2 separate regions of the Homo sapiens genome follow, and region 1 is linked to region 2. A link is a contact called in ENCODE Hi-C or POLR2A ChIA-PET data. All regions are on one chromosome and are shown on one strand. Each heading gives the region's core, a stretch centred on a gene start or an enhancer-like site at or near the end of the contact. The rest is flanking DNA. Distances are from core to core; before and after follow the strand shown.

Region 1 (4,369 bases), core at 265-2,764, 1.7 Mb before region 2:
TGTTGGTGGTGATGGCAGTGTCATTGGTGGGGTCCTGGGGCCAGCCCCAGGGCCCCCCGCCCGGCCCCTCTCTGGCTGCTCAGCTCTCCCAAGGCCCCGTCGATGCAGGCCTCGGCCCCAGCCTGGCCTGTGCCTGACTTCCCAGCCTCCGCGTCCCCTGGGAGGCCTCCTAACTGCCCCCGGCTGGGAGTGGCCTGCCTGGGAGCAGCAGGGGCAAGAGGGCAAGGCCTGTTGGAAGGTGTAGGCCCCCAGCAGGGCGCTGTGCAGGAGGCAGGAGAGGGTGTCCAGGCGTATGGGCACGGTGACAGAGGCCACGCTCTCCGGGAGCCCCAGGTGGGTGGGGTCTGTGGAGTTCAGGAGCAAGGGTGGAGGGGCTGGGAGAGGCGCAGGGGGCCATGGCTCGGTCCCAGATGACGGCAGGGACAGGTTGTTCCTAGAACAACAAAAAGACAGGTCAGTGGGGCTCAGCGTCTCCGTACTTTCTTGTTTCTCGCTGCCAGGCTGTCTCTGCACCTCTGCAGAAGGCAGCCATCTCTCCATCCTCAGTGCCCACCTGTGACTTCCTCCCCCGCTTCTCTCTTTTTGTTTCTAACCCGGGTCTCTCTAAAGAAACAGACAGCTCTGCCATGAACTTCGGCACCAGACAGAACTCAGTTCCAATTCCTGGTGGCCTCGCTTTTGGTGGTGTATCTTTGGACAAATCATTTTCCTATTCCGAACCTTAATTTGTTTATAGTCACAGATGGCTTTGGATGGTATCAAAGGTGCGTATGACAGCGCTGGGTCTGGTAAGTGCTAAAACAGTGGACAGCTACGATTTCTCCAGCCTTCTGGGGATCCCTGGAGTCTTCACATTTCTTGGTTTATTCTTGGAAATTTCTGTTCGATGAGTATCTGTTTCTAGCTCTTTTTTTTTTTTGAGATGGGGTTTCACTCTTGTTGCCCAGACTGGAGTGCAATGGCGCTAACTTGGCTCAACGCAACCTCTGCCTCTCGGGTTCAAGCGATTCTCCTGCCTCAGCCTGTCGAGTACCTGGGATTACAGGCACGCACCACCACGCCCGTCTAATTTTGTATTTTTAGGAGAGACAGATTTCTCCATGTTGGTCAGGCTGGTCTCGAACTCCCGACCTCATGTGATCCACCCGCCTCGGCCTCCCAAAGTGCTGGGATTACAGGCATAAGCCACTGCACCCGGCCTCCGCCTGTTTCTAAGTATCTCGCTCAACTCTCACCAAGATCTTCTAAGATTCTGTACCTATGTGATGATACCTGAGCCTTTTTTGTTTTTCCTGATTCTCTATGCAGGTCTGTTCAGCGCGCCCTTTCTCTCTCGTTTTCTCTGTCCCCTCCTCTCTCTGGGTCTCTGTCCCCCTCTCAGGAGGTCTTTGTTTGTCTCACCCTTCAGGCCCAGCCCCGTCCTTTGGTTGTTCCATCTCCACTGGGGCCCTCTTACGTATCTTCTAGCAACTTCGCCTCCGAGATCCTTCGGGGGCCCGGGAAGGTTGGGGAGGGGCCGAGGCCGAGAGAGGCGGGGCTTGGCCGGGTCAGAAATGGGGCGTGGCTCGCGGAGTTATCCGGGATCCCAAAAGAAAGAGCTCAGGCGGGGACCTGGATCTAGTTCCCCAAGATCACTTACTTAAGGCCTCCAGCACCCTGTAGCCCCTCCTCCCTCAGACCCAGGAGTCCAGATCCCCAGCTCCTCCTCGCTCAGACCCAGGAGTCCAGATCCCCAGCTCTTCCTCCCTCAGACCCAGGAGTCCAGATCCCCAGCTCCTCCCTAAGACCCAAGAGTCTAGATCCCCAGCCCCCTCCTCCCTCAGACCCGGAAGTCTAGGGCCCCAGCCCCTCCTCCCTCAGACCCGGGAGTCCAGATCCCCAGCTCTTCCTCCCTCAGACCCGGGAGTTCAGATCCCCAGTTCCTCCTCCCTAAGACCTAGGAGTCCAGATCCCCAGCCCCCTCCTCCCTCAGACCCGGAAGTCTAGGGTCCTAGCCACTCCTCCTTCAGACCCGGGAGTCCAGGCTCCAGCCCCTCCTTCTTCAGACCCCGTACTCTGGTTCCCCAGCCCCCTTCCTCTCTCAGATTCAGTAGTCCCGGGACCCCTGCCCCCTTCTCTCTCTCTCTCTGTCTTTCTCTCTCTTTATTCCTGCCATATCCTCAAGACAGATTCTTTAGGACTCAAGGGACGTTTTAGGTAGGGAAATGTGGACACTCCCTAGGGCAGAGGGCGTGGTAGATGGTCTGGAGGTCTTAGCCATTCTAGGCGCTGGGTTCTACTAGGTGCCGTGTCTCTAACTTGCTTTGTTACTTTAGGTGCTTCTACTCTCTATGCCCTAGTTTCTCCATCTGAGAAATGGGGCTAATATTACTGTCCAGGTTCTTGTGATATTACTTGTGTATTAGTAGACACAGAATCTGGACCACAATTAGGCTGAACACATGAGATTTACTTATTGTTATTGCTGGTGGTTGTGACAGTGTTTTGCTGAGAAGCAATCGTCATTATTACATGCATTCATTTAAGAAATATTCAATGCCTGCTATGATTTGGGCTCCAGGCTGCACACGGGACAGAATAGACATGGCCCCTACTCTCAGGAAACTTGCATGCTTGTAAGGGAGACAGACGAGACATACATAGCATATATTCTGTAAGAATATGTACCTGAAGATGTCAAATCAGGGCAAGAGGATATAGAGTCACCGAGGTAGGGAGATAGAGCAGATAACGTGGTTAGGGGCCTGGCCCGGTGGCTCACGCCTGTAATCCCAGCATTTTGGGAGGCCGAGGTGGACGGATCACTTGAGGTCAAGAGTTTGAGACCAGCCTGGCCAAGATGGTGAAACCCCATCTGTACTAAAAATACAAAAATTAGCTGGGCGTGGTGGCAGGCACCTGTAATCCCAGCTATTCGAGAGGCTGAGGCAGGAGAATCGCTTGAACCTGGGAGGCAGAGGTTGCAGTGAGCTGAGATCGTGCCGCTGCACTCCAGCCTGGGCAACAGAGTGAGACCCTGTCTCAAAAATAAATAAAATAAATAAATAAATAAATAAAAATACAAAAATTAGCCAGGCATGGTGGGGCATGCCTGTAGTCCCAGCTACTTGGGAGGCTGAGGCAGGAGAATCACTTGAGCCCAGGAGGCGGAGGCTGCAGTGAGCTGAGATGGCACCATTGCACTCTAGTCTGGGCTACAGAGTGAAACTTCATCTCAAAAAAAAAAAAAAAAAAAAAGAATAAAAAATTAAGTAGATAAGATGGTTAGAAAAGGCTGTTATGGGAAGGTACTGGAAGACTGGAAGTTGAATATTCCTGGGGAGGGAACAGCTTCTGAAAGTAAAACAAATGTAGTGATTCAGGGACTGGAAAATAATCAGCTAAGAGGAGTGGCATAGGTATTTATATTTTTAAATAAATGCTTTATGTTGCAATACTTTTTGCGTGTGTTTTTTTTGAGACAGGGTCCCCCTCTGTCACCCAGGCTGGAGTGCAGTGGTGTGATCATGGCTCACTGCAGCCTCAACCTCCTGGGCCCAAACCATCCTCCTACCTCAGCCTCCCAAGTAGCTGGGACCACAGGCACACACTACCACACGGGGTGCCTTATTTTGTAGAGACAGGGTCTCAGAATGTTGTCCAGGCTGGTCTCAAACTCCTGGGTTCAAGAGATCCTCCTGTTTTGGCCTCCCAAAGTACCAAGAGATTACAGTCATGAGCCACCATGCTTGGCCTGGAATACTTTTATACTTAGAGAAAAGTTACAAAGATAATACAGAGAGTTCTCATTTACTCCAGACAGGAGTTCCCCTAATGTTGCCATCTTACATTGTCATGTAATGTACATGGTACATTAGTCACAACTAAGAAACTGACAGGACTATTAGGTAAACTGCAGGCTTTATTTGGATTTTACCAGTTTTTACACTAATGTCCTTTGTTTCTGGTCCTGGATCCAATCTGGACTACCACATTGGATTTAGTCATCCTCTCTCGTTAGTCTTCTCTAATCTGCAGCACTCTCTAAGTCTTTCCTTGTTTTTCACAACCTTGAGAGTTGGGGGAGTTCTAAATTATTTTGTAAAATGAAGGTCTTTTTTTTTTTTTTGAGACAGGGTCTCCCTCTGTCACCTAGGCTGGAGTGCAGTGGTGCTATCTCAGTGCACTGCAACCTCCACCTCCCGGGTTCAAGCGATTCTCCTGCCTCAGCCCCCTGAGTAGCTGGGATTACAGGCGCCTGCCACCACGCCCCGCTAATTTTTGTATTTTTAGTAAAGATGGGGCTTTACTATGTTGGCAAGACTGGAGATCTATTTTAATGAATAATATGAACTAATTTAATCCACATTTTAAAAAATTATGTATTTAT
Region 2 (4,286 bases), core at 839-3,338:
AGTATTTCCAATATATGATAAAGAGTAGAAAGCATGCAGACCTCAATCTGAACTCAACACAATTAACTTCAAATGGAAACCATTTTGAAAATATATATATTATTTAATATGTATATGATATATTAACTATATATGGAATTCTACAAAGGGAAAAAATTGAAAATATATCACATTTAGAAAAGAATGACATGAGCCAATACAGGATTCCACAAAAGCTTACTTCAGCAATAATTACATATAGAAAAAGAGACTGAATTAGATAAGCTTCATCTCAACCTTCAGCATGAACTGTGAGATGAAAGGTAAATACAAGGCACCAGGCAGTGACACAGCCAGTCACTCCTTGCCTCTCTTCACTGCCCCCACCCTACCCCATCCTCGGAAACAGGAAGAGGGAGACCCATAACTGAATGAGGCAAGTCACTGCCCAATGGCTAAACAGCATGGGCAAATGAAAGCTAGCCTCTTATGCCATAATTGTAAAATGCACAAGCCTTTTACACAGAGCTTTGTAATTCTCATCCTTATATGTAGAATTTAAACAATTAGATTACAATTTAAATGTAACACATTATAAATAGAGAAATCAAATTGTCATATCCAATCTCAACTCACCTCTCACCTGGCCCCAGGGCGCCCCTCTTTCTTTATAACTATGTGTTCCTCTCCCCCATTTTGTGCCTCTCACTTTCACCTTGTCTCTCCAGCCTTTTTCCCCTTTTATCTTCCCCCTAGGATTCTGACGATGTTGTGCCTCTTTTTTCTTCTGCTGTTTCTCCCTTCTTTGTTTTTTCCCCTTATATCTGTTCTACTCCATTCTTCCAATTTGTTTCACCTCTTGTGGCGTTTTCTTTCCAATCTTTTCATCGTCCCAATCTCCATCTATTTCTGCCTCTTTCTTACCCCATCTCCGCGCCTCCTCTGCTCTCCCTGTTAAATCCCCTCTTCCCTGTTACACCCGCTTATCCCCACTCTCTGGCACTCCCAGATCCCAGGCCTCCCTGTGTTGTGGTGCTCCCTCTGCTCGCCTTGTCACCAGCTGTCCCCTCCAGCTGTCCCAGCACCACGCAGCTCTGTCTGCCCTCGGCCAAATCCTTTCTCCTCTCCCCCACTCTCTGTCTGAGGAGGCTCCTTCTTTGCTGTCCCTCTCCTTATCTTGTTGTCCTGCATCTCGGGACATCGAGCTTTTCTCTACATTTCGCCAATTGCTTTTCTGCCCCTGCTACTTTCTTGACTGCTTCTTTCACTCTGTCGCTGCAAATCTCTCACCCATCCTCCACTTTGCCATCTGTTTATGGGTCTCCCTCATTTTTCTTTTCTCTTTCTTGGTTTTTCCATCTCCTCTCAGTGGCTCTTTGTCTCTCTTTCTCCTGATTCCCTTGGGCCACACATTCACTGGAGGGTTTGTAGTAAGATGTCTGCATGTTGGAGGAGTACATTTTCCAGGGGGTGGAGCTGGGCAGGCAAAAACACCGGGTGTCACAGGACGGGCCCCGGGCACCTCCCCAACGAGGGCTCAAGGGAAGCGGTGACTGCGAAGGGGAGGCCTGGGGAGCAGCAGGGCCCGGCACGAGGAGGAGGGAGGTGGGGGGCGACGGCGCCTTAGGACAGGGGTGGGATGTGCAGGATCCCAGGACCAGGCGGAGGCGCGGCCTCCCCGGGACTGGGTCGGCGGCGCTGCGCTCCAGGGGCCGACGAGAGCGAGGCTGGGAGGCGCCCAGGGCAGGCGGTGAGGACTTTAAGCGATGCGGGGCGGGAGGAGGAGTCAGTAAAGGATTTTAAGCAGGAAAATCCTGCTTAAACGTTTAAAAAACCGGGAAAGGCCGTGTTTACTTGGCCCAAGGCAGAAAGACCGGGGGCAGGGACCAGCCTCAGGGCGACTTTAACCCAAAAGGAAGCGTCTCCGGGCCCACACAGCAAGGCCTATTTACCTGAGGTGGAGGGTGCGGTGCGGAGATTTTAAGTCCGTAGCGACCCCCGGGCATCGGGTGTGCGAATGGGGGACGGCGAGGCGCAGGTTGAGTCTACACAGAGGAACACTCATACGCCATGGTGTGATGCTTGCTCCGCACGATCCACTTCCGGGTCTGTGGGCAACTGCGCGAAGGAAAGCGACCGAGCGGCCCGGGGCGGGGTCCGAGATGGGCGGAACCGGAAAAGGGCGGGGCGTTGAGAGAGCCGGGCTGAAGCAGGGGCCGCCAGGCAGGGACCCCAGGGAAGGAACGGGGAGGAGCCACCGGGGAGGGGTGGGGAGTGACCAAGTGGAGGGACCCGGGGGCGGGCCGGGGAGGAGCCGCCGGGGAAGGGCGGGGAGGAACCGCGGGAAGGGACCGCGGGGGAGGAAGGCGAAGGGACCGCGGGGGAGGGAGGCAGAGGGACCGCCAGGAAGGGACCCGGGGGAGAGGCGGGGCTGGACGGGACACGTTAGGGTCTGCGATTTCGTGTGATGCCCACAGCCCAGCGCCCAGAGCCATCTGTAGTGTCTTGTGGAACGGCGTAGATGTTTCAAACGGTTTCAAGTTAAAAGCACAGTTGTGTAGGTTATTTTGGAAACCAAACTGCTTTCCTCTTAGAATGGAGGCGGTTTATGTTGAAAGCATTTTTTGCTAGCGCGTTTACCCAGTAATGTTATTGACGCTGAAGCAGCCCAGGAGTCTGGGAACATGGGTTGACACGGAGCGGTGATGGCATGCTGGAAAAGTTTCTGCGATTAAAATTAAGTAATTTAAAAGCCCTGAAATTAGCAGTAACTTTTAAAAAATAGATATAAATTGCATTGTCCTTTTTTATACTTACTATTCTATTCCGTGCGAGATGACAACCTCAAACGCCTATACTTTTTTTTTTTTTTTTTGAGCCGGAGTCACGCTCTGTCGTCCAGGCTGGGGTGCAGTGGCATGATCTCTGCTCACTGCAACCTCGGCCTCCCGGGTTCAAGCAATGCTCCTGCCTCAGCCTCCCGAGTAGCTAGGATTACAGGCGCCCGCCACCACGTTCTTTAGCGGAGATGAAGTTTCACCATGTTGCCTAGGCTGGTCTCGAATTCCTGACCTCAAGTGATCCACCCGCCTCAGCCTCCCAAAGTGCTGGGATTACAGGCGTGAGCCACCATACCTGGCCCCAGGAACTACTTTCACCTACTGAATATATATTAAGTCCTTTGCCACAAAAAGATAATATACATAATTTATCTCAGAACAATTAAGATATTTACCACTGTAAATGACAAATTCAGACTTAGAGAAGGAAGATTTTATTCAAAAGGACTATTGCAATAGAGAGAATGTTCCAATCACAAGATCTGAAAATGTCCAAGAGACACAAACTAAAAAGCTTTTTTTTCTTTTTTTCATATATGGAGGAGTAAACAAGGCTAGAAAGCACAAGCACAAGTTATGAGGCTGTGGATGAGCACTTGGCATGACTACAGTTATTCAGGGAAAGTTTGTTATGTTATGTTATGTTATGTTAAAAATGTTACATATTTCTTGGAGAGAGTCTTGCTCTGTCACCCAGGCTGGAGTGCAGTGGCGTCATCTCTGCTCACTGCAACTTTTCATCTACCAGGCTCAGGCAATCCTCCCACCTCAATCTCCCCAGTAGCTGGGACTACAAGCACACGTCACCATGCCTAGTTAATTTTTGTACTTTTTGTAGAGACGGGGTTTCGCCATGTTGCTCAGGCTAGACTCGAACTCCTGAGCTCGAGGGATCCCCCACACCTTGGCCTCCCAAAGTGCTGGGATCACAGGCGTGAGCCACCGTGCCCGGTCTATTTATTTTTTGAGAGAGCATCTTGCTCTGTTGCCCAGGCTAGAGTGCAGTGTCAAGACCATAGCTCACTGCAGCCTTCAACTCTGGAATCAAGTGATCCTCCTACCTCAGTCTCCCAAGTGGCTGGGACTACGGGTTTGCACCGCCACACTCCACTAATTTTTTTACTTTTTGCAAAGGCGGATTCTCACTATGTTGCCCAGGCAAGTCTTGAACTTCTAGCCTCAACTGATCCTCCCGCCCTGATCTCCCAAAGTGTTGGGATTACAAATGTGAGCCTGGCTCATCATGGAATTCAAGACCAGTTTGGGCAACATAGCAAGACTCCCATCTCTACAGAAAATTTTTAAAAATTAGCTGGGCATGGTGGCACACACCTGTAGTCCCAGCTACTCAGGAAGATTGCTTGAGCCCAGGAGTTCGAGGCAGCAGTTAGCTATGATCCTGACACTGCACTCCAGTCTGGGCAACAGAGTGAGAACCTGTCTTTCAAAAAAAAAAAAAAAAGCCTA

The links. A loop is a pair of places that touch in the nucleus more often than their neighbours do. ChIA-PET counts read pairs that join two places held with the same protein, here RNA polymerase II (POLR2A). Pooled maps may share reads with other maps.
Region 1: a pooled map shows a loop between it and region 2 (5-fold over the local background). The contact joins the promoter of C19orf84 here to the promoter of ZNF160 in region 2. A Hi-C loop is called at or near these places in 1 of 37 single-sample maps with no recorded cell type and 4 of 50 pooled maps. POLR2A ChIA-PET finds 5 or more read pairs at or near these places in 1 of 52 experiments (WTC11).

Annotation. Positions count from the first base shown.
Region 1 is chr19:51,389,077-51,393,445 of GRCh38, forward strand. It overlaps C19orf84 (chromosome 19 open reading frame 84), which reads right to left and starts at 1,515. Exons shown (of 2, transcript NM_001193623.2): 1 at 1,402-1,515; 2 at 1-433. The coding sequence starts at 1,436.
Region 2 is chr19:53,101,334-53,105,619 of GRCh38, forward strand. It overlaps ZNF160 (zinc finger protein 160), which reads right to left and starts at 2,089. Exons shown (of 6, transcript NM_001322131.2): 1 at 1,932-2,089. RefSeq lists a silencer at 2,132-2,541.